Regions from separate parts of the Homo sapiens genome. Here all the other regions are linked to region 7. A link is a loop called in an ENCODE intact Hi-C map of the cell type or tissue named here. Cell type or tissue: heart right ventricle. All regions are shown on one strand. Each heading gives the region's core, and the rest is flanking DNA. Links, peaks and the distances in the headings are about the cores only. Region 1 overlaps PCDH9 (protocadherin 9). Region 2 has its middle 210 kb from the start of LINC01052. Region 3 has its middle 25 kb from the start of MIR548X2. Region 4 has its middle 39 kb from the start of MIR548X2. Region 5 overlaps PCDH9 (protocadherin 9). Region 6 overlaps PCDH9 (protocadherin 9). Region 7 overlaps PCDH9 (protocadherin 9).

Region 1 (4,351 bases), core at 250-4,249, 600 kb after region 7:
GCAGAGATTTTCAGTAATTACATGTGTATTTGTAAGACTAGAACATAAACTGATAACTGCTCCATTAAAGACCTTTTAAGTAAAATAAAGTCTTTCGAAAGTTCCCTCTGGAACTTAGCAATAAAATTGTTAACCACAAATGTCTGTGCTTTTCTGCCTGTAGGGTGCCCAAGAGAAGTTGAAGGCAGGGCATGACCGCTATCCTTCTGGCAACCAAATAGATAGTGTCTCTGTGTTCTAAGTATATCCAAGACCTAGAGCACACTTAATCAACTGCCCTACAAATGAAGCACACAATGTGCAGTATTTATCGCACTGAATTTTGTTACCTTTTACTGCAGGGGAAGATTTATTCCATTCCCAAGTAGCAGTAAATCATATTTACTTAAGAAGTTAACTCATTAACATGATCATAAACTCTATGTAAAATTCAATGAAACCATTAATTCTAAGAAAATGGTAAAATGACTTTCATTTGAGGATTCTTATTTTTTAAACAAATATAACTAGGATGATGAAAGAATTTCACTAATTCAAAAGCAGACAAAAACAATTATGTGTTCAGATCAGGAACAGTTATTACCACTAATTCAAAATTAAGTCTTAATCTTGTCCCATTGAGAATCATGAATAGAGTTATTTCTGTATCTGATATTTCTTTAAATGTTATTTTAAAGGATTTTCTGCTGTTTAATCATGTGCAAAATTACAAGTTATATTTACTTTGAAAATCCTGCTTGTCATGTGCCTCTGACTTTATCTAGACTATGTTACTAATCAGTTGATGAACTTCTCACTGAGTATAGTTTTAATACCTGACATTTATGGTTAATATTTAATAAGTCCTGTTTATGACCCAGGAATTCTTGTAAATATTTTGATTCATTGTATATGATCCCCCACTAATACTGTAAATTAGATAGTATTATAAGTAAACTGAAATTCAGAAATTTTGTTATTTGTCTAAAACTGCTGAGTATGACTCGGGTGCAGTGGCTCATGCCTATAATTCCAGCGATTTGGGAGGCTGAGGCAGGACATAACTTGAAGCCAGGAGTTGGAGACCAGGCTGAGCAACATAACAAGACCGTGTCTGTACAAAAAAAATTAAAAATTAGCCAAGTGAAGTTGTTTGTGCCTGCAGTCCTAGCTACTAAGGAGGCTGAGGTGGGGGGATTGCCTGAGCCTTGGAGTTTGAGCTTGCAGTAAGCTATGATCGTGCCCAGGCACTCCAGCCCAGGTGAAATGACAACATTCTGTCTCTTAACAAAAAAAAAAGAAAAAGAAAAAGCCTACTTGCCAGCAGGTGAGCCCCAAAATATGAACTCAGGAGTGTCTGACTCCACAGCTTTTGCTATTCAGAAAAACATCCTTCAGTGAATACATGGTTTAACATAGTACATGACTCAACACAATCACTACTGGGGATGCATTTTTAATTATAGGACACTCATCTTATCTTTAAGAAGCTTGAGAAATTAAATGTTAACACAATGTGTTGGTCAAATAGTCGGCTGATAGTGTGTCCGGAATTGGTGGGTTGTTGGTCTGACTGACTTCAAGAATGAAGCCGCGGACCCTCGCGGTGAGTGTTACAGTTCTTAAAGGCGGCGTGTCTGGAGTTTGTTCTTTCTGATGTTCGGATGTGTTCGGAGTTTCTTCCTTCTGGTGGGTTCGCGGTCTCGCGGGCTTCAGGAGTGAAGCTGCAGACCTTCACCGTGAGTGTTACAGCTCTTAAGGGGGCCCGTCTGGAGTTGTTCGTTCCTCCCGGTGCGTTCGTGGTCTCGCTGGCTTCAGGAGTGAAGCTGCAGACCTTTGCGGTGAGTGTTACAGCTCATAAAGGCAGTGTGGACACAAAGAGTGAGCAGCAGCAAGATTTATTCCAAAGAGAGAAAGCACAACGCTTCCACAGTGGGAAAGTCCACCAGCGCGGATTGCCACTGCCTGCCCGGGCAGCCTGCTTTTATTCTCTTATCTGGCCCCACCCACATCCTGCTGATTGGTAGAGACCAGTGGTCTGTTTTGACAGGGCGCTGATTGGTGCGTTTACAATCCCTGAGCTACACACAAAGGTTCTCCACTAGGCCACCAGATTAGCTAGATACAGAGTGTCCACACAAAAGGTTCTCCAAGTCCCCACCAGAGTAGCTAGATACAGAGTGTGGATTGGTGCATTCACAAACCCTGAGCTAGACACAGGGTGTTGATTGGTGTGTTTACAAACCTTGAGCTAGAGACAGAGTGCCGATTGGTGTATTTACAATCCCTGAGCTAGACACAAAGGTTCTCCACGTCCCCACCAGACTCAGAAGCCCAGCTAGCTTCACCCAGTGGCTCCTGCACCGGGGCTGCAGGTGGAGCTGCCTGCCAGTCCCACGCTGTGGGCCTGTACTCCTCAGCCCTTGGGTGGTCGATGGGACTGGGCGCCGTGGAGCAGGGGGCTGCACTCGTAGGGTAGGCTCCTCGGCCGCACAGGAGCCCACGGAGCGGGGGAGGCTCAGGCATGGCGGGCTGCAGGTCTCAAGCCCTGTCCCGCAGGGAGGCAGCCAAGGCCCGGTGACAAATCGAGTGCAGTGCCCGTGGGCCAGCACTGCTGGGGGACCCAGTACACACTCTGCAGCCGCTGGCCCGGGTGCTAAGCCCCTCATTGCCCTGGGCCAACAGGGCCGGCCGGCTGCTCCGAGTGCGGGGCCCACCAAGCCCACGCCCACCCGGAACTCCAGCTGGCCCGCAAGCCCCACGCGCAGCCCCGGTTCCCGCTGGCGCTTCTTCCTCCACACCTCCCTGCAAGCTGAGGGAGCCGGCTCCAGCCTTGGCCAGCCCAGAAAGGGGCTCCCACAGTGCAGTGGTGGGCTGAAGGGCTCATCAAGTGCCACCAAAGTGGGAGCCCAGGCAGAGGAGGCGCTGAGAGCGAGCCAGGGCTGTGAGGACTGCCAGCATTCTGTCACCTCTCAATAGGATAAATAACTTGTGAGAGAACTACTTCTGCAGTTTTTAGTGTTTTTGTTTTGCTTTGTTTTTTGTTTGTCTTTGGTACTAGATTAATAAAAATTTAGATCTTAGGACCCTACAGATCATCCTGTATAACAGTGTTTTATACAGAGGCATAAAAAGGAAAGTGCTTTGCCTGAAGCCACATAGTTTATGAGTCTACAATAAAACTCATATACGCCGACTCCTCTATCAGTGTTCTTTTCACTGGAACAATACTTTCTTATCATGAACCTTATACCTTTTCCTCAAAGAAAATAGGTACAGTTATTTGATTAGCAATTGTCTCCTCATTAATCTCTAGGGACTATTTGGTCACTTTTCTATTCTCCATGCCTGTCAGCTGGGGATTGCCTTCAGCTCTTAGAGGTCACACTCAGCTGCTAGCCATGTAGACCTGTTAACATTACTACTTATTTCTTCAAGGCCAGCTAGAGAGACAAGGTCTCTATAGTATGTCTGTATCAAGATAGAGTCTTATGTAATGTAACATAACCATCAGAGTGATTTTCCATCATCTTTGCTTTACTTTGTTGGTTAGAAGCAAGCCTCATGTCTTGCCTACACTCAAGGTGACAAATGGTCATAAACATCAGGAGGTGGGGATCATGAGGAATCACCCTAGAGTTTGTCTGCCATAGTCTATATTAAACTTTTAGAAACTTACATTAAACTTATATAAATGTTACCTTGATATATCTTCGTATACATTATTCATTTGAGCTTTACATAATTCACCCATTTTTTAATTCATTTATCTATTCATTCTGCAAACATTCATGTTAAGTCAATTATGTACTAGGTAGTACGTTAGGTTTGGGGGATAGACATTAAAACCAAGACTCAGTAAGCTTAAACAACTTCCAGTTTAGTGCAAGAATTCTTAGTCTGTGTTACTTGGTCCAAGAGGACCACAAGTAGATTTTTAGGAATTTGTGAGGTTCCTGAAATTGTTTTGCAATTTTGTTCTATGAGCTATGAAGCAGTGATGCTATGAAGATTTTATAAACCATAAAAAAAGACAAAAAAAAAAGGAACACTGATTTTTGTAGGAGAGAAAGTACTAGATACCAATAAAATTAGTGTGTTAGAATAAATACTAGTAAGCATACAAAGAGTGGGTTTTAGCATAGAATAAGCCTTGGATAAAGAATCAATAAAGATTCTATAGATAAAGTGATACTTTAAACAAGTGACATGGGATGAATAGATCTTACTGAAGTAAAGTCTGTGTGTGTATGTGTGTGTGTGTTTGTATGCAATGTAGCCTTCTTTGTCCTATAAAAAGTCATGGCCAGTAGGGCATAGAAGTTAAAATCTCAGTTTCTTTAGAGCATATCCATGTAAAATTAGTGTCAAC
Region 2 (4,351 bases), core at 93-4,092, 1.6 Mb after region 7:
GAGAAGGGTGAGTTTGGCCATAAAGGTATAGCACAAGAGATCCCTGAGGTAATGGAACAGTCCTTTATCTTCAATTGTGGTGGTGAATGCATACATCTATGCATGTAAAAAGTTGCATTGCACTACCTATGCATAGTAATATATGTAAAAACTGATTAAATGTAAATAAGCTCTGTGGAACCAATATCAATTCTCTTGTTTTGGCATTATCTGTAATTATTCAATGTGGTACCACTGCGGGACACTGGGTGAAGGGTAGAAAACGCCTCCCTGTACATTTTTAAAACTTCCTATGAACCTATAATTATTTCAAAAGAAAAATTTAATAATGCAAGAATAAGTGTGCAGGATCTACTTAGTTTTTATCCTCTAAAAATGTTAATCTAGGCAGTGAGAAATTTGGTAAGACCAGATATTATAAAAAAACATAAAAATAGTAGGATAAGAGTATTATGAGAAAATTTAGCATAATGTATTCAATTAAAATTGAATAGGGCTTAAACTTAATGAAAAAATAAAGCAAACGTTTAGTAGTAATTGTCTGCTATACTATACTTTAAGATTGATACTCAACATAATATGTTTTGAATCCACCATCTACACCACAGTGTACTTACCTTCTTGACAACCCTTATTTTTTACCAGATATATTCTCCAATAAAGATGAGCAGATGAGTCTCAGTGTCTGGGAAAAGGGAATATGGTTTCAAATAAACAATAGCACAGGCAAGAAAGAGATAATGACTAAAGAAACAGCCAACATTTGAAGAGGAAATATAATGCCCTTAAGTTTATGTAGGAAAAGGAAAGAAGCAAGGAGTGAGAATAGAGACAAAAGGTCAGTAAAAATTATGTTGGTTCTCTTCACTGTAGTATCATAATTCAGATTAAAGGGCAATTGGATCACTCATTAGGTTTGGGAAACTTCTCATGCAATGTAGCTTTCCTCATGTTTCTCAAGATGTAGTTTGGAAAGTTCCTTGTGCCCACATTACTCATGGCATCTGAACTACAGGGTATCCCATGCCTTGGATTAGAAGTAGATGAGAAATTATAATTGGAAAGAAAGAATTAAGAGCACCGTCACAGAGACAGGTTTTCTCAGTTCTGCAAGGACAGCAACATGCTAACAAAATGGGTAGGTCCTAATAGGCCTGTCATTAAGATCAGAAAGTAGTACAGGAAGAACACGAGAAAGGAAGCTGTGTACAGTCCATGACCCTCCAGAGAAGAAATTTTGCTGGAAATCCGTGTTGACTGGTAGAGACCAGTTGAACCTGAGTAAGTAAGAGCTCAATCAGAAGAGATTAAACATCAGTCCTAACATCAGGACTCAAGGATGACTCAAAAGCATCCATTTTCGTCTGAACTGTGTCTTGCCAGAATTCATATATTGAACCTCTAACAGCTAATTTAACTGCATATGGAGATAGAACCTTTAAGGAGGTTAAATGAGGTCATGTGAGTGGGATCCTAATCCCACAGGATGGGTGTCTTTATAAGACATGGATGAGACTCCAGAGAGCTCTCTGTGTCATCAGAGAAAAAGGCCACAGAGGGACACAATGAGAAGATATCTACAAGCCAAAAAGTGTGGTCTCCCTAGAAACCAATCCTGGCAATACTTTGATCTTGGATTTCTAGCCTTCGGAAAAGTGGAAAAATTAATATCTGTTGCTTCAGGCATCCAGTCTGTGGTATTTTGTATGGCAGCCCTGGTAAACTAATACACCAACCTCTAAAAATCTTTCTAAATTTTCTTTGCACCATATTTTGGAAATTTTCTTATTAGATAATGAAAGAAAATTTAATGACATTATAAATGATATATAAAATATGTAAGGGAAAAAGTTTGATAGGCATAACTCTGCATATAAACTTTGAATTGATTAGTTTATTTACACAAATCTGATTTAAACCAAAAGGGACTCCTTTTGTTTAAAAAAATGTTATTTTTAATTCGAACATTAGTTTTCCTTAAGAAATGAGTGTAAGTGATGTTAATAGCAATATTAAGATGAGCTCTAGATAAGATCTAAATAGATATTTGGCATAACTCAGTTGTAGTTTAGCAATTTAAACCATATCACCCAGTTTTTAACATCTGCAAGAAAAAAAAGTTATCCCAAAAGGATAAAAATATGCATGTGCCGTAGATTTATTAAAATAATAGTAATTATTTGCCATAAAAATTTATTATAGACTTTCTATAATTTTGGGATTGTGATATCTTATACTTTAGTATAAGCTTATGAATATATACTTCCTCTTAATCTTGTACCTTTATTGAGTTTGATATCTTTATAAATCCTTTATGTTAAATTTATAGTGTGATACTAAATTTCAGATTAATGTAATGGGTCTCAACATTTTCAGTCATTCTTATCAACAAGAAATAGGTTATAAATATTATCACATAGTAAATGGAATGGTGTTCTCTAGCACCATCTAGCTTACTTTTTGAGCAATTCACAGCAACAAAATTTAACAATTGGATAACAATTTTAGATAGTATAACTATGAAGGTCAATGAAGATAGGTCAAAATGATTAACAGTATTAATGCCATTTAAAAAATTACTACATGCACACTGTTGCTTTCTCATAGCATTAAGGGATTTGTCCTCTACTGCTGTCACTGCGTCTTAAAAAAATCATTTTCTATCTGCTAATTGCCAGAAATACTTCATTTAAAACTGTAGGAAGATCCACTTAATTGCCCTGAGTTGCGGATAAGCTTTAGAACTAATGTGTTTTTATATCAATAAAGATTGAGAGCACTATATAAAATAACTCATAATGTTCATCATCTTTATATCATGAAATACATGTCATTGGCATTGCCCTGATAGAAAAAGCTAAGCCATATAGAGAGCAGAGAATTCAAACTTACACTTAGTTTATGAAGACAGGTAGTCATAGGAAAATCACATCCAATGTTTGCCAAGTATCTTCTAGAAGAACGTATTTGAATTAATTTCTGTTTGTGATACACTAGCATATTTACTAGTAGTTTGCATTTAGGTGACATAATTTAAATTTATCAATTCTGATTGTGGGTGGCCACTTTTCATTTTATTCTACAATACCTTCACGTTGCTATTTAATCTCTAGTTGTTTCTAGCCCTGCAAATCTATTTAGGAAAAAACATAGAACTCTGATAAATGCAAAATATGTGCTAGTACAATGTATAAGAACACTTGATGAATGTTAGCCAGAAGAAAATATTAAAGCAAAAGGGATTTTGAAACCAACTTTGGTTGTAAGAAGCTAATAATATGGATATTCAAGCAAATATTTAAATATTTTGATACATTGTATTTATGAGAATGTAATTTGGCTACCTTATTTTCAGTGAATGCAATAAAGTATGTTTAAAATAATTCATCAGTACTAGAAGTTGTAAAATATTGTTAAATGAGTACATTTTTCCAATATTCTTTAAAAAAGAATCTCTTCCAGATATGGTTGGCTTGAGTTGAAACTTAAAGTGAAATTTAATGGAATTAGTCTGGTTACTCCAATTATATAAAATTCTAAAATATTAGAATAATTAATATTCAATCTTATCAATTCATTTGCTTATTAAACAAGTAATTACTTAATGAATATTATTTACCAGTCACTGTTTTACATGGCCAGGATTCATTTGTACTTAATGCAATTAAAGCACTTGATGTGGTGCTCTTAAAGAGCTTATATGTTAATATGGAGATACAGACAAATTATATATGTATACAGGTGCATGTGTATGTGTGTCATATGCGAGATAGCACTAAGCACTATGTAGGGAATTAAGTGACGTGGTAGTGATTTTCTTTTGAGATAGTGATTTTTAAAATTTCTTTAGATTGCATAGGCAGAAAGATGACATTTAAACAGAAATTTGAAATCATAGAAAAAGGAAGAGGTATATTCCAGGAAATCAGAATACCTATTTTGCAGACTCTTAAGTTCCTAAGAGTTTGTCATATTTCAAAATTACTGCTACAATTTGGGATCAGCATGGAAGGTAAGATAAAAGTGTGATGGGATCTATGGTTGGGGCCAGATCAAATAAGGCTTTCATAAAGAGGGTAAGGAGTTTTGACTTTCATTTCTCTCATCCTCCTTCTCATCTTCGTTTCTTCCTTCTTTTCTTCCTTCCTTTCTTTTTTTCTTTATTACGGTAAACCCTGTGAGAGATGGTGGTGGCTTTTATTAGGATGATAGGACATATGTAAGGACATGGTCAGAGTCCATATGTGTTTGAACATACTAAAATATATTTTCTGATTAAATAAGTTTGGGAGTGTGTGATTGAGAAAAGTGAAGTATCAAGGGCAGCACAATTAAATTAGGTTTGACAGTT
Region 3 (4,351 bases), core at 171-4,170, 1.3 Mb after region 7:
ACATTTATATTTGGCAGAGTAAATTTTAAAAGTATAAGAAACAATACCCAATATTCTGGAAAACATTAAGAATTCATGGCATAATAAAAATATATTTATTATTAATATCAGGTTCTGAGAATCATTATAATTTGTAGTTTCTCAAGCCAAAATATACTGAGTTTCAAGTGAACAATTTATAATCCATTTCAACCTCCCAAATATGTGTTTAAGATAACTAACTCAAATCTTACCTGAGGTCTTGAGAAACAATAATACACCTGAGAACGTTGTAACATCTACAGTAGCAGCTAATAAACAATTTGAATTTTCTTTTAATTTAGGCACATAAATGGGCCCCTATGATCAAGAAGTTTCCAAAACTTTATGCACAAGAGGATATGCAGAAAATCATAAACCATTTTAAAGGCAATTAAAGACCTTAAAATTTATAATTATGAATTTCTTGATATAATTATGTCTTAAAACTTTATCATGATGTAATGAAATATCATCCCAATGGGTGAAGAGACTTAGATTTTAGAGAGTCATAAATAAAGCAGTGCAAGGTCAAGCGTGGTGGTTCACACCTGTAATCCCAGCACTGTGGGAGGCCAAGTTGGGAGGATCCCTTGAAGCCAGGAGTTTAAGGCTACAGTGAACTATGATCACACCACTGCACTCCAGCCTGGATTACAGAATTAAACCCTGTCTCTGAAAACAAACAAACAAACAACAACAATAACAACAGTGCAGATTACATATCAGTCACCAAGTAAATAATACACATATATTTCTTCGTGTGTATATGTTCGACTGCTGTCTTCTATTTGAGTTACGAATAAACATGTCAGAGATCGTATCTCACTTCTTGATCTCTTGATTATTATCTATAAGGAATGGTTCTTGGACAAATCTGATACATGGTTCAAACACAGTAGAACCTAGAGGTTGTGATTTAATTATTTTATGATGGTTTGGGGATAAAGACATTATGTTTAGTAATCATTAACTCTGCATCCTGCAATGAGCTATGTGCTTCCTATACACTATTTCATTTAAAACCCCTGAACAACTTTTTGATATACTGCAATTCTCATTTTACAGAAAAGAAAATAGAGGCTCAAAGAGGTAACATAATGGAAGCAGGGGATTAATATTTGTCCATTTGTTTCTGTCCTTAGTGCCTAGCAGAATGTTTTAAACTTAGTAATTATATTTAATACATTCTATAAGCAAATCTTAAGAATTGCTTTATGTTAAGACAAAAAGGAGTATGTTCATAGAAATTTGGAGACTGAAGGAAGATATAGGAGATAAATCATTGCAACAGGCTAAACTCTTAAAGTGTGATTGATTCTAAGTTAGGATTTGGGGAATATTTCAAAGTAAAGCAAAAACCACAAATAACAAGCCTAGCCAGTATCAGTTAAACCTGAACAGAAAATGTCAGCATTGCTTAATTTGTAACGGGAAGAGGACAACTGAAGACATTTTCCTCAGAACAGAAAGACTTTTTTGGCTTTCAATAGTAAGTACAATGTTAAGTCTGTTATATACCTGATATCTGAAACCATATACAATTCATACCTGAAAATTTAAGCAATAAAATGAAAACAAAGAATATTTTCACCACTTTATTCTTAAATTATTTTGAAAAGTTTTATAGTTCTGTTATATTTTGCTGTTTGCTTATTTCAAAATGTTTAATATTTTATAATATTAATACTAAAAGGCAATATTTTCTTTAAAGACCTGAGAAGATAAAATTATTTCTTCATTTCCAAATGATAAAGAGCAATGATAAGTGACACCTGTTTTCACTGTGCTTTCGATTGCTTTTTCTGATAGTGTTAACAATTTAAGTTTTGTTATTTGAAGGTTTACATTCATTGAAATACAGTTTTAAGTAAAAACCATTCTAAATGTACCTTTCCAGAGTTCACCTTCTCGAAACAATCTATTCTGCAGCCATGCAGCAACGTAGACACCAACTTTCTGCCTTACGTATTGTCAGTGAGAGGAGAAAAAAAGTGTCTTGAACAAATGTCTCTCCTCAAATGGGAGAAAGTGACATTGCCAGTGAATAGAGGTGCTGCCTCTTATCTGTGCTTAATAACCTCTCTCGCTGGCACCCATTCAGCTGCCATTTAGCACAAAGACACGTCTGCATGTCATTTAACAGGCCAGCATTAATACACCTAACCAATCAATGGCTGCTACCCATTCCACAAGGACACCACTCTGTTACCGTTACTAGACACTGTCAACAGAAAATGACACCAGAGTCACAAAAGGCAAAATGATGTCAGTTTAATCAGAGAGCAGACAAAAAGGCAAACAATGCTACCCAGGATAGAAGTATAACAAGGAGACTCAGAGGTTGGCATAAGCCACTCTTGGCAGGTCCCAGTGAAACTGGTTTGAAATTCAATGATATGAAATCCAATAGAATGACATAGACAATCAGAACTGTTTTCCCCCATTCAATTAAAATTGGTTACTGCTGTTGGCAGAGGGAAAATCTGTATGAAAATATTGGAAGAGGGTGCAACATGAATAGATGTTATAGGAAATCAAACCATGTTTTATCTATTCTAATAAAAGCATCAGCATCCTAAATTACATTATTTTAAAATTTGTTCAATCCGTTACTTCAGTTTTCTTTCTATGAAAAATTAAACAGACATTTTTTAAAGTCTCATTATATTAAGCCAACAGCTTTGAATCAGTATATGTATACACTGACAAGATAGCTGTTCACATTAAGTAGTGATAATAATGATGGATTTGTACAATTATGGATGTGGAATAGGCCTCAGAGATTATCTGGCCCAACCTGCTCATTTTACAGATGAGAGAACTGAATCTAAGAAAGAATAAGTGAAATGCCCAGGAGCACAATGGCAAAGCCAGGGTCCTGGCTCTCAGTCCAGCTCTTTTTCTAGAATACTGTTTAAGATTCATCTTTTGCAGTAATAATGACAATTTCTGTCTAGCCAAAAGATAGCATTTCATTAATTTTCCATACATGTAGTGCATGTTATCGTGGAACAGGGAAAAGGGAATTATTTTAATTAAGTTACTTCAAATAGAACATTTATAAACAATGAAGCATAATTTTACTGACCTTGTAAACCTCATAAGACTCCTCTTTCCTCTCCAAATATTTGAGGATGTGCAGTGCCTTTCAAATCCTCTAGAGATGGGCTGGGCACGATGACTCACACCAGTAATCTCAGCACTTTGGGAGGCTGAGGTGGGTGGATCACCTGAGGTCAGGAGTTCGAGACCAGCCTGACCAACATGGTGAAACCCCGTCTCTACTAAAAATATAAAAATTAGCTGGGCGTGGTGGTGGGTGCCTGTAATCCCAGCTACTCAGGAGGCTGAGGCAGGAGAATCACTTGAGCCCAGGAGGCAGAAGTTGCAGTGAGAAGAGATCACGCCATTGCACTCCAGACTGGGCGACAGAGCAAGACTTCGTCTTAAAAAAAAAAAAAAAAAAAAAAAGTTCCTCGAGAGATAAGCATGACAACCAGGCCAATAAGAGCTGGCTGAGAGCAGCAAATACTTTGGCAAAGTTTCAGAGATGCCATATCCTGATTCTCTACTGTACTATTCTGAGATATCTAGCTGGTTTATAATTCAGTTTTCACTGGATTGACTATTTTGTTCTCACCTCTAGCATTGTTATCTGTACCTCTTTATGTAGAAGCTTGGTGCTGCCTATGCTGCCTACTTGAGACACCACTTTTAGTCAAGTTGAACTCATCCCTTCTTCCAACCCAGTTTCCCCCAGCTCAATTTCTGCTAAGTCCTGTAGCTCTGGGATGTGTTATACATGTGAAGAGCCAGGTGGACAGGCCTTTTTCCCTGGATACATTCCACCTCCCTGCCCTGGCCTGACAGCTTTTACTGGTTGCTAAAATTAAAATTTGGTTTCAGTATTTACTCCACCTTTATTCTCTAAAGAAGTCTATCTGAACATTTTAAAATCCATGTTCTCTGTAAATAAAAAAAGAAATCTCTTTTTAAGGATAAAAATTTGGATTTTATTTTCACTCATATTATTTGGCTTTAATACATACATGTATATTCAGAGAAATTTTTGAATCAGTGATTACTTATGAATGAAAAGAAAGGTTAAATATAAAATAAATGATACTTTCAGGTCAATAGCTAACACTAACCATGAGTATTAAGATCCAAATGCCTAGGATTACACTAGATTTGTAAACCAAATCATGGATAATCGACAAATATTAACAATATGGAGGTTTTCTATCCCAGAACACAGTATATTTTCCATTTATTTAGTAGTTCTCAGACTATAAGTATTGTGTGTGTACACATATATATATGTATATAT
Region 4 (4,351 bases), core at 120-4,119, 1.3 Mb after region 7:
GTGAGAGGGAGCATTCTTGTTTTGTGCCAGTTTTCAAGGGGAACGCTGCCAGCTTTTGCCCATTCAGTATAATGTGGGCTGTGGGTTTGTCATAGATGGCCCTTATTATTTTCAGTTATGTTCCTTCAACACCTGGTTATTGAGAGTTTTTAGCATGAAGGGATGTTGAATTTTATCAAAAGCCTTTTCAGAATCTATTGAGATAATCCTGTGTTTTTTTGTCTTTAGTTCTGTTCATATAATGAATACTTAACTTTGAATATCATGTAATTGGACTACAAATCACCTACCGTTCCTCATTGTTTTGTCCAGCTTCCTGTGTTATTCCTCCTCATTTCCCCATTTGTTAGTTCCTGGTTTACTGTAACTCTCTTCATTACTCCTGTTTATTTTAATCCTGTTTATTATACTATATACATAGATACTTCTCTGAAAACATTGAATTCTCAATTTCTTAAATTCTCCTTCTTTCCTCTATCTCAGTCACTCACCCTCATGGTCATGCCTTGGACCTTGCTTCACTGCAATTTCTCTATAATTTCAGTTTTATGCATCACATTCCATGATAACTACTTCCTATCTATGCATCTCACTCCCATAGGTTTTTGACTCTAAAAATCTTTTAGCACTATTAGGATCTCCAATTTACTTATTTTACTGGTTTTAGTAATCTTTTGCTTCTTTGAAGTTTTTATTTATCTCCTAATCTGGCTTAAATTTCATAGTTAATAATCACTTTAAATCCCTTTCAATATGTCTAGCTTCCTTGTTGTTTTCTTAGTTTGTGGTACTCACTTGGAAAATTAATCCTGATATGTCTGATTTTCTCAATATTCTATACCTGGACCCAAAGCAACAGACCATGTATGGAAAAAGAAATATCATCTTGGTGGTCTGACTTTAATTTCATGACTGCAAACCTCATGTGAGCTTTTAATGCTGACTAGAAATCATATTTCCTTAGTTCATTAATTTCCCCTTCTCTTAACACCTTTTACAATTTTCTTCCCTCCTCATTCAACTTCTCTTCCACAGATGAACTATGTATTCCTAAGGCCTTCTTAGGTTCCATCTCTTCTTCTCTACTCAGGAACATTCCTTCAATTCTTTTCCTGCCTATATCACTACTCCTTTCCCCTCATTGAATTATTTCCATCTGTACAAATTTATTGCTATATTGTCAGTCTTCAAAACATTGCTTTCTTTCTACTGCTTTATTCTTCTGCTCTCCTTTGAAGCAAAACTCCTTGAAAGAGTTGTCAATACTAATTGTGTCTAATTCTTCTATTTTCACTCCCTGTTAAGCCCACTGTTGCTCCTATTACTTCATCAAAATTTTTCTTTCCGTGAACACTATTGATCTTTATATTGGTAAACTCTAATGTCAATTCTCCCTCCCCGTATACATAAACTGTCAGTAGAATTTGACCTTTCAGTAGCAGTTGGACACTCTCTTTTCTTCAATATATTTTATTCATTTGGTTTCCAGGACATGAGGCTGAGAAATTCTAGGCAGAAAAGTGCAGGTTCCCAGCGAAACCCCACTCTTAAACCCAAAAGCCTGAAACCCACTGCCCAAAGTGAGAAATTCTATCCCTGTTTTCCTGCTCCAGTGTTGCCTTTTCCTAAACTACCCATGACCCCTCCACCCTGCATCCTGTCCCTATAAAAACCTCAGACTAAGCCGGCAGAGAGGAGAAGCAGGTGGACGTCAGAGACTACAGCTGGACATTGTAGAGAAGCGGCTTGACTTCAGAGGGACAGCTTGATGTCATAACTTTGAGAAGAATCCTGCCAGAGATGGCCACACTCCAGGGAAATGTTACCTTTCCACCCTGTCCCCTTTCAGCTCCACTTCCTGCTGAGAGTAACCTTCATTGGCAATAAAATCCCCTACATTTACTATCCTTCAATTCGTTACTGCGACCTCACTTTTCCTGGATGCCAGGCAAGATCTCGGGAACCACAAGTGTGGACACAAAAGGCTGTCACGCTGGCCCTTTGCCCTTGTTGCTGGAGGGCAGCCACCTCATGTGAAAAGGCAGAGGTTTCACTGAGAGGTAAATATATAAGCCATCCATGGACTGCAGAGCTAAAAGAGCACTGTAACATATCCTCTGGGGCTTCAGAGGTTGCAGGCGCCCCCACCTGGACGCTGCTAGGGGGCCTGCATAGAGTTTGCTCCTGAAGGTGCCCAAAACTGCTAGCTCCAGTTCCTGCACCTGCTCACCTGCATGCTCCCTCCCATGAGGAGTGAAACGCAGTAGTTCTGAGTAGTGGAGTTTGATCCCACCGCGCCAAAGCAGCTGGCTGGTTCCAGCCCTCCTGCACTCTAGTTCCTGCCTTGTTCACTCGCACACTCCCTCCTGCAAGGAGTTGAGAGCGCTAGGCTTAATAAACGAGGCACACGCACGCCTGTCACGAGTCCCGCGAAGGGATCGGGGAAATATCCTGCTTCATCACTATTGATTTGGTGTATGTGTTTTTTTTTTACACTAACTGGAATTGACAAATACTCTAGTTACGAGTTTGCATTCCCTTCCTGTAGTACTTCAGACTACAGCCCATCCATCCAAAAGTTTTTAAAACACTGTTTTTTTCCCTGAAGTTATCTGATATTATCACTGTTTTCAAACCAGACTTCTATACTCACTAGTACAGAAAAATAAAGAGTGAGAAACGTAAAAACGCTTCTTTGGCATAGCTCCTTTTGAACTTAAAGTTGACACCCAATTAGGTGTTGAGAACAATTATATTAGCACATCAATTACCAAAATTGTCTGATAATAAGACTTAGGTGAGGAACGTGTAAAATCATAGAATCCAAAGCCCTTCACCTGAATGTTGATATTTATTTAGTTAAGTGGCATGAAGCTATGGATTTTGTCTCTGTTACTGACCCAAGGTTGATTATAACATCAGATCAATTCGAAGATAGTACATCAAACTATAATATTAAAGCAGCCTCAACAATAAATTTAGAGCATTCACTTCAGAATTTAAAAAGGGAACTGATATTTTGATGAAAGAAGTGTTTGATTGTGATATTTATTGCATTGCCTTTCTGTTCCCTTTGTTTTCGTGTTTACGCTTCTTTTTTATAATTATGCTGCGAGGTCATTTTGTGTTTTACTTCTCAGCAATTAAACACTTTCCTATAAAAATTTGAATGACATATGTCTGTTTATTTCTAAACTCTAACATGTGCTATGCAAATAATAGAAAATTGCCATCAAATGACTCACCCAGCTAAAGGTAGGATATGAATGGTAAATACTTTTGTTTAGATATTTGAAATAATATTTCATCCTTGCTTAACAGGAACCAGGGAAATAGTCACCTTAAAAACTGGAAAATATTGTTGACCTGTAACACTCCGTTTCTTATAGTTCAAAGTGAAATGAAAGGAATAGATATAGTCCTTCTTACACTGCTATTTTCAAAACAGAAAATAATTTCTATGGGCACACGGAAACTATCAGGGTAGTTAGCACTAAATTTCAATGTGATGAACCAAATATATTGCTATGCTATGAAGTAATATATTGTGTCATATAAAAACAGGGAAAAATAGACATTGAATGATCATTTGACTGTCTTTTGGATGAGCATCTGCAGAGCATTCTGGCTCTTGAGAATAAGGTATATTTTCATACAGATTTAAATCTATGTATTTTTAGCACTATTTCTTTTTTGGTGTGTAAGTTAATATCTCCTGTTGATTCAAAAGATATGAGACACTATAATACACAGATTTTCAACCTGGCAAGGTATCCTTTCTATTCAGTAGTATTAGTGCAGAAATAGATTTATATGGTTAGGCATGGTGGCTCAGGCCTGAAATCCTAGCAATTTGGGAGGCTGAGGTGGGCAGATCACTTGACCACAGGAGTTCAAGACTAGCCTAGGCAACATGGCAATACCCTGTTTCTACAACAAATACAAAAAAAAAACATTAGCCAGGAGTGATATCACATACCTATAGTCTAAGCTACTCAGGAGGTTGAGGTGGGAAGATTACTTGAGCTTGGGGAGGGCAAGACTGCAGTGACTCAAGATAATGCCACTGCACTGCAACCTGGATAACAGAGTGACATTCCATCTTAAAAAAAAAAAAAGTATGTGTGTATATATTTTGTAAGTTGTAAATTTTATATAAAGTATCATTGTTAAAACAGAAGTTAAGAAATTATTTGAACAAAGTTAATAACTATCCAAAAACAGCTAAATATTATTTACTACTTTATGTGCTAATCAAAGAATTTCTTAAAACTCTATTTCTAGAATTTATTATTTATATGAGTAAAAATGTCATTACTGCACTCCATCATGTGAATTTCGAACCAAGCAA
Region 5 (4,351 bases), core at 188-4,187, 230 kb after region 7:
CTGTTCTTTTCTTCCTTGATGCTAAAAACTTAGTTTTCAATTCTATACTGAATTTTCTATAAAAATCCTTTAATTTTGCATTTGGAGTAAGGTCTCCACCTAACTTGTTAGCTTTTTCTTTTACGATTCTGCAAGAAACCAGACACTTACTAGCCAAACAGTACTATTCACATTTAGACACATTCATTCAGGGATTTCATAATACTATCAGTTTACTTGTACATTTATTCAGTAAACATTTTTGTGTGCTTACTGTATGTCAGTTTGGTACTAGGCACTGAGCATACACATAAACTTAATTTATAATGTTGATGCTATTTCCTTTCTTGAAACACTCTCACACTAGCAATGCTTATTAAAATTCTTCACATATCAAATTACTTATTCTTTAACAATTAAATTTATTTAGTTTAAAAGTTGAAAGAATGTAGTAGAATCTTTTTTCAAATATCTCTTTCTCTGTGAGGCCTACCTCACCCACCCTAATTAAAACTATAATCACTCATTCCCAGCATGAAGAACTCAGAATCCCAACTATCCTGTGCTTTTTCTTTTTTTTTTAAACACTAATGTTCTAACATGTCATATAACATATTTATTACTGTGTATTGAATATTACTTGTCTGTACTCACTAGAATACAAGCTTCACAAGGGCAGAGAGTGGTGACTATTCACCAATGTACTCCAACTACCTGGAAAAATAGTAACATTCAATAAAATGTCCCGCTGGTAAGATATTCTCTTAATGAAACCTCTTCTGAGAACCCAAGCTTCAGTTTACATAGCACTTTCCTTGTGCCTCTCAGATAAGACAGAACATTTTCCTTTACTGTATCTTCCCATTAAATACAAAGCTCTGCAAGACTAGACAGTGTTGTTCACATATTTGTATCTTCTGGAGAGTTTAGCCCATCAGCCGAATTAATTGCAAATAATTATTGAAAAAAAATAAATGAAGTTAATACAATAATTCATAGTATACAGAGAAAATAATCTGTATCATTTTTCAAATATTGTGACCCAGTTGGGTCTAAGTAAATTATTGTTTTCTTCATTTAGGTTCTTTTAGTTTGAATTCAGTATATCAGAGGATTTTTAGACAGCAGTAATGCAGATGATATGTTCTCTCTGAACTGCTCGAGTATATTTGATATACATAATTTTTCAATCTTTTTATAGAATGAGATTGAGGTTTGCCTGAAAGAAGAAAAGCTCAAGAAGCAGTAGTCTTTGCTACAGGAAGACACACTATAACAGATGTTCTTTTCTTTTTTTATAGTCACAGAAAACCATCTTAACTTTGTGAAATTAAAGGGTAGAACTGACACAAACATGGAACAATTCTAACTTCCTAACCCAACCTCAAAACTTAGGGTTTGAAAATTGGTTACAGCTGTTCCTTTCTGTTTCTTAGGGTTTTGTTGTTGTTACTGTTGTTTTTTTCCCTTAGTGGTGGACACTTTTATGCACCAGCACTCAAGCAGAGTCTCTCACTGCAGGTGCATTTACCATTTGGGGACCGTGCTGCCCTTGTTTTGTTAGCCTCAGCATTTTTAAAAACCTCACTTCGCCCGTGGTGCTTGTGAATATATCACTGTCCACCTCTTTTGCCTTTTGTATTTACCGTGTCTTATGCTTCAGCCTTTCCGATGCCCTTGAGAAGCCATAACCATGCTTTACATTTGAAAGAGTGCCAGCTCATTTAATCAGGCTGAGTTTGAGAGGCATGGATGAATTTATTCTATCTAACATTTAATAAAAAATAATTTAAAAATGTGACTTATGCCATGACATGCTTAGCATTACCCTTCCGGGTTTAAATTTGAGAGCTGTCAGCACCCTCCGTGGTCTGGAAACTGACATGTTATCAATCAAGTGCGTGGGTGACAAGGCCGCTGATGTCCTCCCAAGGCTCTTGTTTAATAATTAATTTTTCATTGCAGGCATGTTCCGTAAATGGATTACAAAACTTAAGCCCGTTTAAAAGGTTTTAGAAATTCATTATTAGTTTTAAAAGATGAATGCACAAATTAACTATCCATGATAGATGAGGCATACCAAATATAGCCAGGTCCTATGTGGTTTTGGCTTATATTTATATATAGCGTAGAGTAGGGTAAAAAGTCAGTACAGTTTTATAGAGAATGTCACTGAAGCACCGAGGAAGTGATTCTTTCAAAGGAGACTCAAAAAAGGAGATCAGATGACAAAATTGTGCTTTGAACATTTTCATCTTTTCTGTTGCTCTCAGAAGTCCCCAGCCATCTAGCCTCTGGACAGGCTCAGCTCTATTTCTGGAGTCAGTACCTCAGCTTGTTTTTACCACAGAATAATATTATGATTTAGAATGAAAGAATTCTTATCAGTTATCACATCTTAATTTCCTTAATTCAACGTCAGTGCCAGTTTTTAAGCTGTTATCTTTCAGCTCCAAACCCACCAGCTTTGTGATTCCCCGGGCTAGTCTCAGCGCTCTGCATATCCGCTTTGCCATCTGGCTTCTTAATAAGTTTGGCCAGTAGGGCACGCTAGAGGGAGACCGAATGGCGGGGTGAGGGGAGCTACTGCGTCCGGCTTTGCAGGCCGTTCCTTTCAGGGTTGCCGCAGCAATGGCACTTCATCCTGGCAGCAGCCATTTGCTGGTTGCAGTGCCAGTTTCTTGGTTTCTTTTTTGCATTCCTGGAATCAGTTTCATCACTCTCTCTTGGAGTTACCAAGAGTCGCCAGTCAGTTTCCTCTCCGTGGAAGGCTGAGTCCCAATTCCATAGGGCTCTGTGCCAGACTTTTAGTCTCTGATAACTCCGAAATCCTTCCTTCTGTTTCCTAAGCTCTACAGGTATTCTAGTTTTTCTCGCAATTTTTCATTACTAGGCTACATCAGTGTCCTTTTTCTTTCTTTCTTTTTCTCACTTTTTATTTGTACCTTTAGTCCTCCAACAATTAACAATTCCCCATGTTAAATTCTCTCTGTTTAAACAACTAACGGGCTCTCTGTATTCCAACTAGATCTCGGCTGATGCAAATGCCGTAGACAATCAATCGATCAATCAATCAGCAAATCCAATTTCCCTCTAGCCACTAAAGGGACTTAATATAATTGAATGATTATAGAATTCTGATCCCATTTATCTCAAGCCATTGAAAATATTTTTCGTGTGATTATAAGATACGTAATTTTAAAAAATGATTTTCTAAATCAGGATTCTTACCAGATTATTTCACAGCTTATTCACTCATTGATTGCTTTCCTCCCACCCTTGTTAGCTTTTGTATGCCTGTCCTGCATTTTAAACCAAGGTATGAGGAGGATAAAGTAAATAGTAAATGGTATGATAGTGGCCAAAACTTTGAATCTTTTTCCCTATTCATCATCTTTGTGCAAGTTGGTAGGGAGGTCCACTAATTCAGCCTCCCCATTCCCTGTCCCTTCAAAGTAAATCAGAAGCTTCAGGTAAAAAGCAGAGAAGCTACCCAAGTTCTTTTCATTTATTTTATCATCATACTAATAATTTTGCTTTCTGAAATGATTACTCTTACAAGCAGCAAATATATTTTTTAGGAAGTTAGAATTATTGATGTCACGTTTTCATATTCAGTATCCCAAGTAAATATCAGGTAAATTCAGGAAAATAAATACAACCATTTTCTTGGTTAATTGTTTTTAAATTTAATATATGTTCATTTATTCTTTTAAATATATATTTCATAAATGGTGACTATGTATTCCATGACATAAAAACTAAGTATTTTTAGTGGGAAATTCTTTGTGGAATCACTGAAATGATAACTAGTGTTAGCAATACTTCTGTTTCATGAGACGAGTCACTTTATGAAGATTGCAAATTATTTTTTGTCCCCTCTAGAGTTCATTTCATGGGAAATTTAAATTTTATTGTCTTAACTTTAATGTTAAACATTTCCTTCACATATGGTATGGCCAGACATGTTTTCTTCTTTGCTGCTATTTTACATTTTAGATGTAGTCCATTCAGGATCTTTTTTTTTTTTTTTAGGAGTCAGAGCTTGAAGTGACGCAACACTTTCACTCTTTATCTCTGATTTACATGCTAATAAAGACAACTGATAGACAATATGATATACTTTGGCCCTAGAAGATCCTTAATGAGGAAATTCTGTGGCCTGTTTTCTCTTCTGTGCTATTTTTTGTCTTCTAAGGCAGGCATTTTTATCAGTTCAGTTTGTTGCTGTGACTAGTTCAAACTTGTTCAGGGCTTTATGCCTGAAATAAGTAATCAATTAGCCTATATATATAAATATATAACCAACCATTACAATTATCTAAGAATGTCAGGGAGTTGTGAAGTGGAAACAAATTAAAGAGTTGCAAAA
Region 6 (4,351 bases), core at 255-4,254, 390 kb after region 7:
GATTGAAATGGGAGAGGAAGAAACCCTGTGTTCATTCCCCTGGGTGTGTGTTTGGCAGTTGTGTCCTGAAACTCTATTGCCTGGGGAGTGCTTTTATCTCCTTGAAGCCTATTTGATGAAAATATTACCAATACCTCATAGTTACACAAAGATGACTGGAAAGGTCGTTTTTTAACGAGAAAGTCATTTGGGCATAAAGAATTGAAATATTTTGCACTTTTTCTTAGTAGGAATCAGAGCAGAGCGACATTGGAAATAAGAACAGAAAGAAATGAAAGTTTTCTGTCCCCTACACAGTGTTGTTCTCCTCCTTCCCTTCCTCGTTACTTAATTTAGAGAAGGGAAGCAGAAAGGGACAAGGAAAAGAGAGTAAAGGAAAGGAGGGCAGTAAAGTCATTAAAAAGGCAGAACAACTCAGAGTTGGCGCAGAGGAACGCAGCGGTCGTGGGCAGGGTCTTTGGAGCCAGGCTGCTCCCGCTCCACCGTATGTTTTTGCCTCGTTGTGGGCAGGTCAGTTAACTTCTTCATTCCTCACTTTTCCCCACTGTAAAACGAAGCCACTAACAGTACCTTACTTCATGAAGACCAAGGGAATTAACACTCGTGGAACATTCAGAAAAGGACCTGGGAAATTTTAAATGCTCTGTATTTATTAAGTACAAAATAAAGAGAAACTCAAAAGAGAACTCATTTTGGGGAGATTTTGGAATTAAGGAAGAAAATTTTTAAAATAAAAAGCATCAGCTAACAGTATACCTCAAAAGTGCAAGCTGAAGCAGTTGACCTTCAGAAATTCAGCATGTTCTATAACCTAGCAATTCCATCCATGCGTGAGAACATATGCCAAGGAAATCCTCATTGTTTCCACACAGGTGGTCTCTTATGTGGATGCTGACAAGAGGTGATGGGGAGGGTGCTGATTTTTAGCGTATACTTGGGCACATTTTAAATACTGGAGCTTTTCTAAGCAAATTTTGTACTCGAGCGCTGTTATTCCTCTGGTAGAACTACATGAGGTAGACTATTTTATAGGAAAGTTTTGAAGCTCAAAAAAGTCACTTATTCCAGATGGTACATCAGAGATCTGGAATTCAAGAAAAGAAAATCTGACCGAGGATTTTACTTTTACCCACCGATTGTAACATACGGAAAGTCAGAAACAAGGCAAGTCCCTGATGGATTTATTAGGAAACATTACTCAATTTCCACAAAGCCCTAGAAACTCTTCTAGACAACAATATAGCAAAAGTTGGGGAAAATGGCATTTCTGGTTTCAAACAGCTCAGTTTTTGTTGGATAACACAGATTAAAAGTAAAAATTACTGCTTAGTGAAATGAGTGCTGATGTAGGTGCACAGAGAATAGATTTAACTTCTGCTCCTGTTAAGTGTAGGATTGAGGTGAAGATACAACAAAGAAAGGAAATTGAACGGAATTATTAAGAGGGTCAAGTTTGATAGGCAGATAAGACTAGGTATCAGCAAGACATTTCAAACAAAAGGAACATTATGTAATTTTTTAAAAAAATACATGAAAATAATATTTAAACAAGGAAGGAATATGATAAAAGAAGGATAGTTAGTAAAATTTGGATAACATAAAGATTATTGAATCTCCAGTCGTCAAATTTATCCTAAACTACTGGGGAGAGGTCTCATGTCAGATTTTGATTATCGAGAAAGAGGGGTCAAGAGTATAAGAGAAATTGCTTTTTGTTTTGAACTTCAGTGTCCACTATTGTGGACAATATCAAATTCAAACAAATATACACTTTATTTCAACTTTGTTTCCCCATGTGACTAAATGTTTTTCTCATTTTTATTTCTATCTATTCTGTGTATAGCTGCTGCTTTCTTTGTTTCTCATGTTTCAACTCACTTAATATTACTTTAATGTTCAAACTTTGGTATTTCTCACACCTGGAAAAAGATATGCTGGTTCTTTTATATTTTAAAATGATATGCTTTTGATTTTTAACTTTTATCTCAAATTAAGTGTCTAGGGTCATATTTAAGTTTTTTTCATGCTTGCTTTTTATAATTGAGGTAAATAACATTTTTTGCCCTTGACAATCTTTAATAAGTATGTATTAAACGGAATGGGGAGAGGATAGTCAAATTAAAAGCAGTCCTCTCTTTCAGTTGTATAATATATAACAGTCTTCTAATACTTTTCATGCCAAAGAAATGAAGTCCATTGGTTGTAAATGTATTAATTCAGATGTTTATAGACATTCTAGCATAAAAAAAAATTGTTGGGTGGTTAGCAGGAGGACAGGTTTTGTAGCACCATAACAAATCCCCAAAGAAAAGTTAACCCGGCATATAACACAGATTCAGTGGGCAAAAATAGAACTGCAGATCATCCATCACTTTTGTGTCGTGACCTCTGCTAAATCTACTAACAAATTCTGTGTTATTTAATCACAATGACAGACCCAAATACAAATGTCGTGACTTTGCTGTGTTCCCTGGGTCTTGCCATATCACCATCACCATTTTATATTCCCTTCCTGGGGACACTTTGGAAGATTTAGAGGCTTTCAGCCTAATCTGACTGGCTCCACACAAACAGCTGGAGCTTTGCCAAGAGCCGAGCTCGATTATGTCAACAAGACAGCCTCATCCACAGGGGAGCTCCAGCCGGGTGTGCGGGAGTTCTGGGAACCGCCATGAATTAGCTTTATATGCTCCAAGAGGCAATTTCCTACAAAAACAGACTTTAAAAGCTGCCAGAGGAAATTGTTTCCCATTGGAACTAGGCCTGGCTGACGATTGTCTTCAGTGACTATGTCAATTTGGTAGTCAGTCCTCAGGACATACCAGGCCTTGTCCTTGGATTCTGTCTCTCCACAGAACCAAGCCCAGTAAAGCCTGCATATGTAAATAAACTTCTGTAATGATTATGGATCTGTCCCAATTATTTAGGTTATTGTTTTTAAGTTTAAAACTTAGCTAACTAGATAGATATTTTCTGACCTCAACTTAAATAGTATTCCTGCTATTACTTAAAAGAGAGCATTCTCTTAAACATAGCATCCAGGTTAGGAAGAGGAGCAAAGCGTTCCATGGTTCATTAGCCTTTTGCTGAAGTGTTAAGTGGATCAGTAGGAAGCTTCACTTACAGATGTATTTAAATATTAGTGGCATTTGAGTAAACATTATGCATTTTGATTCTTTGCTATATTTCTTTTCATAGAGTGTTCTAGCTGAAACACAACCAGAAAGGTTAATTTTTAGATTCCCCAATGTGCAATGAATTGGCATCTTACAGTTAGTGTTAAATAGCTACATATATGAACAATACAGTATACTACCTTGTACTTCCTTCAAAGCAAATGTCCAAGGGTTCGAAAGCATTCTAGTGTTTTTGTGAGATTCTACAATGTTTAAGATATCTATAAATAGTAATTTTGGGTACAGTTGTATAAAATGCATTCCTTGAAAAGTTCAGAAACCAAAAGACCATCAGGGGCTGGGAGTGGTGGCTCATGACTGTAATCCAAGCACTCTGGGAGGCCGAGGCGGGTGGATCACCTGAGGTCAGCAGTTTGAGACCAGCCTGGCCGTCTCTACTAAAAGTACAAAAATTAGCTGGATGTGGTGGTGGGCTTCTGTAATCCCAGCTACTCAGGAGGCTGAGGCATGAAAATTGCTTGAGCTCGGGGGACGGAGTTTGCAGTGAGCCAAGACTGCACCACTGCCCTCCAGCCTTGGCAATAGAGTGAGACTCTGTCTCAAAAAAAAAAAAAAAAAAGACCATAGGTATATAAAATTATATTCAGGATAACAAATAACAAGTTGCCAAACAAATGTTGAAGGGACATCAATGTATAAAGATTATGTATATATGAAGTGTGCCATATTGCAAAAAATTGATTTATAAATTAGATTTTTTTCATTCTACAAAAGTTTTTTCTCCCCATAGAAACAGATATTTTGGTAGCAGTTTCAATGAACTTCAGTGTTTGCCAGCTCATTATCAGCTATTCAACCAGCACAGGTCATAGACAAGTCATTTCTGTCACTGATTGGCTACTATCCATATTTTCCTAAATAGCACAGTAAATAATTTGCTTAAATTACAAATTTATAAAACTGGTTTCTTCGTCCTCTCCAAGGTTTAAATCTGGAAACTAATGATCATATACTCATAAATGCCTATTCTGCAAACATTTGATTTTTTTTCTATATGAAGTTGTTAACTTAAACTCAAACTATAGGAAGAAATAGGGAGAAATGTCAAAATTACTATATTTCAATTATTCACCCATTAAAAATTAGGTTTCTATCACATGCCCTTGTAAATATAATCTTTAGACATTGTGAAGACTACAAAGATGAGAAATTGT
Region 7 (4,351 bases), core at 112-4,111:
GACTATGGAGACCCCGTTGGACAGGAACATAGGGGATAGTAGCCAACCCTATCAAAATGAGGACTATCTAACCATCATGATTGCCATCATCGCCGGTGCCATGGTGGTCATTGTTGTGATCTTCGTCACCGTTCTGGTGCGCTGTCGCCATGCATCAAGGTTCAAAGCAGCTCAGAGGAGCAAGCAAGGTGCCGAATGGATGTCCCCAAACCAGGAGAACAAGCAAAACAAGAAAAAGAAAAGAAAGAAAAGGAAGTCTCCCAAAAGCTCTCTTTTGAACTTTGTTACTATCGAAGAGTCCAAACCCGATGATGCAGTTCATGAACCTATCAATGGGACAATAAGCCTGCCGGCTGAACTGGAGGAGCAAAGTATAGGAAGATTTGACTGGGGCCCGGCACCTCCAACAACATTCAAGCCTAACAGTCCTGACCTGGCCAAGCACTACAAATCTGCTTCTCCACAGCCTGCTTTTCATCTCAAACCAGACACTCCAGTTTCCGTGAAAAAGCACCACGTGATTCAGGAACTCCCTTTGGACAACACCTTTGTTGGGGGTTGTGACACCCTTTCTAAACGCTCTTCCACTAGTTCAGATCACTTCAGTGCCTCAGAGTGCAGTTCCCAAGGAGGCTTCAAGACAAAGGGCCCCTTACACACCAGACAGGTAAACGAGCACTTTTACTGGTCTATAAGTACTGCATACAAGTGCCCAGTCAACCAGTATTAACGTGCCAGTATGTCTATTGTTTTGGTCTAACTTTAGCTTAGTTAGAAAGAGGTAAAAAAAAACTTGACCCCTTTTCTATTCCTCTGGGGCTCAGTCAAGAATTTTTAGAACAGCTTTGAAATTTCTGAGTTCTGAGAATATTTTCTCCTTTCAGTTTCCTTCAAATGGCAAAAGATGAAAAGAGAAAATTATTCCAAAATGTCCCAAGATAATGTTTGCTGAAGAAGAAAAAACCTGTCCTGATATGCCAAATTCTGCTCCTGGGGGTTTCCAAATTGACTGCTTCAAGACTTTCACCTTACCTTTTGATCTAAAAAGTCACCTTCAAATCTCAAGTTTTCAATGACTTTTGAAGGTGTGACTGCAATTATGTTGCAGCTATGGTTGCTAAAGGGGTTAATTTTTTTTTTAGTCTCTAAACAGGATAGTAGAATATTAAATGTACATCAGCTGTGAAGCACATGATCGTTGATAGATTGCAACTAAGCCATATAGGAAGTCTTCTCTTTGATTTCAAATTATTTTATTGTAATATATTAAATTCGGTACTTAATAGAAAGATTTTTAGTGTCCGCAGTGGCCAAATACTCTTTCAAAAAAAAAAAAAAAAAGAATGCTTGCTGCCTAATATAACTGATTTAAAAAGAAAAGAATGAATCCATTGTAAATATTCTCTCATCTTAGTAATGCATAAGTGATCTGTCATAACTCATTTTAAACTGTGAAATATGCCATATGAAGAGGGATTAAGAGGCTGAGAAACTCATATTTCAACCAAATCCAGAATTAGTTTTTCTTAGGTCTAATAATTCCTTGTTAATAAAGATTTAAATGCAGCGCTGTCTAATTTATTTCACTGGTGCTTGTCTGTTGCCACAAAATTTGAATATCGATAATAGCCTGTAGATGGCACTAGGGTATCATGTCGCTTGTGCTGGCCAGGTGCCAATCCCGCAGTAGCAAGGAGAAGGGGGAGGGAAGGATCAAGCTGGTAGTACAGCCAAAGATACCTTTTATTTAATGATAGTTGCTCTGGAGCAACTAGCATTTAAGTTCATTCGCTTGCTCTTTTGTGATTAGCTCTCAGCACACCAACTTTCTAGGATTTCGTAATGCTAGTTCTGTCTTTGTCGATATGGAGTTCACCTATGGTGATGGCCCATCTGTACTTGTTTATAAATAAGGAACACATAGATTTTAGAAAATCAAGTAAAGCAAAATTAGTTTGCAGAACAGTATCAACAGTTATCATTGATTAGTCTTTGGAGAATCAAGAGTTTTTATTTTCTGAGGGTGGGGTGAAGTAGGATGTTTTATTGAAACAGTTTCCCCCTTACCAACTATCATTTATTGCTCTGGAAGGACTTAAGGCTTCATGGTAATAAAATATTTATAAGAGTAATTTTGACAATGAGTCATACAGATACTCCCAGAACATCAAGTATAATACATATTACCATACAACTAAAATCTCCATTCTTAAAGTAAAATATTAAACAGTAGAGCGTTTTAAAAGTACAAATATTTACAGCTTAAATACACAGGAAGAAAGGACTTTAATCAGTATAGAATTTTAAAGGAGACTATGAGATTATTACATATAAGTCAAAGTTAGAACGACTTAATTTTTGTGTTAACTTTGTTAGTATTTGAAAAGAGGTTGATGTTTTAAAATTTAAAAAATGTTCAGTCTTAGTAAAGGTTTTTAAAAGTTAAATAGTTAACTATGATAAGAAAAGTAATTTATGAAACTAAATGAGTTTGATTAAAAAGTTGCTCTTAATGAACAGAAAGAAAATTTTTTAAATTATTTACTTCTGTTATGGTTACTCACAATACACATGGTATTTTATGATATGCATAATTATGTTGAGAAACTAATATGACTTAAACTTTTTCATGTAAAATCTGACATTTTCTTTCCAAAGAAATGTACTGATATACTTCCAGCATCATCTTTTTTTCTGTCTATACGTGGTGATATTAGCATTGATGTATAGATCCACTTTTTCTGACCTCCCCAAAAGTTGAACCTATATATAGTGTAGTGACATAAATGTTAAGTGCATTTCAGCAAAGTATGCAAGAGATCTTTTCTTGAGGCTTAGTCAGTCATAAAAGTCTTTGTATGATGTAATCTTTCAAATAGGATACTGAGTAATTCTCTAACTGGAACTAAAGTGCGTTTTAGAAATTTCTTGTGACCATGTGTCACTTTGCAGTTCTCCTATGGGTATTCCAATGTTCATATGGAACTAGGTAATTCACTCTTATGATAAAGAGCTATTAAAATGGCTTTGCTTACACCTTTTAAAAGTTTTCATGCTGAAAAAGAAATAGTGTGATGTTGGAGAAAAGAGATAGAAGTCGGTGGAGAAGTGGTAGTGATATACAAAGTAATATGTACATTTTTTTGGATAAAAGAAGCATATTTCCTATGAATGAACGACATCAAATATATACTACTCTTTAAAAATTTGTTTTCACTGAACTGTATGATTGCTATCTGCAGATGTTCTAGTTAAGCTAAAAAGTAAAAACTTTTTTAACTAGTGGCTTTTATATAAAATGTGCTCCTGAAGCTACACAATTTTGAAAGAGTAACATTTCTTGCTACAAAAACTTTCAAAGGAATTTATTTAAAAAAATACAATCTGTGAAGATTTTAGTTGTGTGACGACTATTGCTCACACCATCTTTTCATTTTATGCTATTAATTGATATGTGGGTAAAATGCAAGATTCTTGGTTAAAAGCTTACCAAACTTAAATTTCACTCATTTATACTGTATGTATAACGAAAACATAACGTCTGATGTTTTCATCATGAATTTGTTTGTGGTACATCAATTCCTATATTGTCTGATATTTTTCCCCTTGCTGTTTTCCCTTGTGTTAACCTGCAAAGAACATAGGAAACACTGTAAATCATATTCCTCATTCACTCTATTTTATAAAGCTTTCATGTGTCACTAAATTTTTCACAGATTATTTCTTACAAATTTTTGGAAGTGCGATTAGCCTTTATAGGTTAAGAATTTACTTTTTTTTTTTTGGCAAAAGGTCATGTCTCGGTAATTATTTGTAAAAAAAAAAAAAACAACAAAGTTTACAGCCAAAAGGTGAAGAGGATGAAAACGACAACATTATCCATTCCAACAAGGCTTTAAATGATAAAATTCATTGGTATATTTGCCTAAAAGAAAAATGGTCTTGTTGACAGATATTGTTTTAAAATATGATACTGATTCTCCCTGTGGAATGTCTGGGAATCATTTGGAGCACTACTTAAAACATGGATTGTTGGGTTCTACCCCAGAGGCTCTGATTTCGTACCACTGAGGTCAGGACTGAAAATATACATTGCTAACAAGTTCCTAGGTGGTACTGATGCTGCTAGTCCAGGGCCCACACTTTGAGAACCACTACCTTAGCATATTGAAACAGGAAGTGTCAGCCTCTTTCCCTCTCGTATTATCATATCCAGAGAACCTGTTTTTGCACAGCCCAACTCTCAGCCCACTTATTGACAGCTGTTTTATTGTAGCTGGAGGCTTTACAGTAAGCTGTTTATTGCTGTTTCCCAACCCAGTTGACAGCATTTAGGGAATTAATTTCTTGG

Evidence for each region. Peaks named below come from ENCODE experiments on the same cell type or tissue, not always from the same donor. Only the 100,000 strongest peaks of a DNase experiment are listed, where the experiment ranks them.
Region 1: a loop joins it to region 7, with 9 times the contacts of the local background. A loop is called at or near these places in 28 of 110 quality-filtered maps.
Region 2: a loop joins it to region 7, with 3 times the contacts of the local background. A loop is called at or near these places in 42 of 110 quality-filtered maps.
Region 3: a loop joins it to region 7, with 4 times the contacts of the local background. A loop is called at or near these places in 10 of 110 quality-filtered maps.
Region 4: a loop joins it to region 7, with 4 times the contacts of the local background. A loop is called at or near these places in 19 of 110 quality-filtered maps.
Region 5: a loop joins it to region 7, with 7 times the contacts of the local background. A loop is called at or near these places in 22 of 110 quality-filtered maps.
Region 6: a loop joins it to region 7, with 2.6 times the contacts of the local background. A loop is called at or near these places in 9 of 110 quality-filtered maps.

What each region holds. Positions count from the first base shown.
Region 1 is chr13:66,620,369-66,624,719 of GRCh38, reverse strand. The region is part of intron 4 of PCDH9 (protocadherin 9); the gene reads left to right. The region is part of intron 2 of LOC105370247 (a long non-coding RNA gene); the gene reads right to left. Among named protein-coding and RNA genes, the nearest start is that of PCDH9-AS2, 200 kb to the left of the region's middle. In heart right ventricle, for the core only: no CTCF peak of the experiment used is centred there; no DNase peak of the experiment used is centred there.
Region 2 is chr13:65,655,026-65,659,376 of GRCh38, reverse strand. No RefSeq gene overlaps it. Among named protein-coding and RNA genes, the nearest start is that of LINC01052, 210 kb to the left of the region's middle. In heart right ventricle, for the core only: a CTCF peak has its summit at 2,460; no DNase peak of the experiment used is centred there.
Region 3 is chr13:65,938,762-65,943,112 of GRCh38, reverse strand. No RefSeq gene overlaps it. Among named protein-coding and RNA genes, the nearest start is that of MIR548X2, 25 kb to the left of the region's middle. In heart right ventricle, for the core only: no CTCF peak of the experiment used is centred there; a DNase peak (open chromatin) is centred at 2,112; H3K4me3 peaks cover 1,738 bases; H3K27ac peaks cover 1,416 bases.
Region 4 is chr13:65,924,783-65,929,133 of GRCh38, reverse strand. No RefSeq gene overlaps it. Among named protein-coding and RNA genes, the nearest start is that of MIR548X2, 39 kb to the left of the region's middle. RefSeq lists an enhancer at 1,718-2,217. In heart right ventricle, for the core only: a CTCF peak has its summit at 2,157 (motif pointing left); a DNase peak (open chromatin) is centred at 2,163; H3K4me3 peaks cover 515 bases.
Region 5 is chr13:66,992,564-66,996,914 of GRCh38, reverse strand. All of the region lies in intron 2 of PCDH9 (protocadherin 9), which reads left to right. It overlaps PCDH9-AS4 (PCDH9 antisense RNA 4), which reads right to left. Exons shown (of 3, transcript NR_046637.1): 2 at 634-693. Among named protein-coding and RNA genes, the nearest start is that of PCDH9-AS4, 3.9 kb to the right of the region's middle. In heart right ventricle, for the core only: a CTCF peak has its summit at 2,524; a DNase peak (open chromatin) is centred at 2,544; H3K4me3 peaks cover 1,413 bases.
Region 6 is chr13:66,833,563-66,837,913 of GRCh38, reverse strand. The region is part of intron 3 of PCDH9 (protocadherin 9); the gene reads left to right. All of the region lies in intron 1 of PCDH9-AS2 (PCDH9 antisense RNA 2), which reads right to left. Among named protein-coding and RNA genes, the nearest start is that of PCDH9-AS2, 11 kb to the right of the region's middle. In heart right ventricle, for the core only: no CTCF peak of the experiment used is centred there; a DNase peak (open chromatin) is centred at 2,603; H3K4me3 peaks cover 748 bases; H3K27ac peaks cover 3,349 bases.
Region 7 is chr13:67,221,721-67,226,071 of GRCh38, reverse strand. PCDH9 (protocadherin 9) reads left to right here. Exons shown (of 5, transcript NM_203487.3): 2 at 1-667. Among named protein-coding and RNA genes, the nearest start is that of PCDH9, 6.4 kb to the left of the region's middle. In heart right ventricle, for the core only: a CTCF peak has its summit at 1,630 (motif pointing right); a DNase peak (open chromatin) is centred at 1,671; H3K4me3 peaks cover 4,000 bases; H3K27ac peaks cover 702 bases.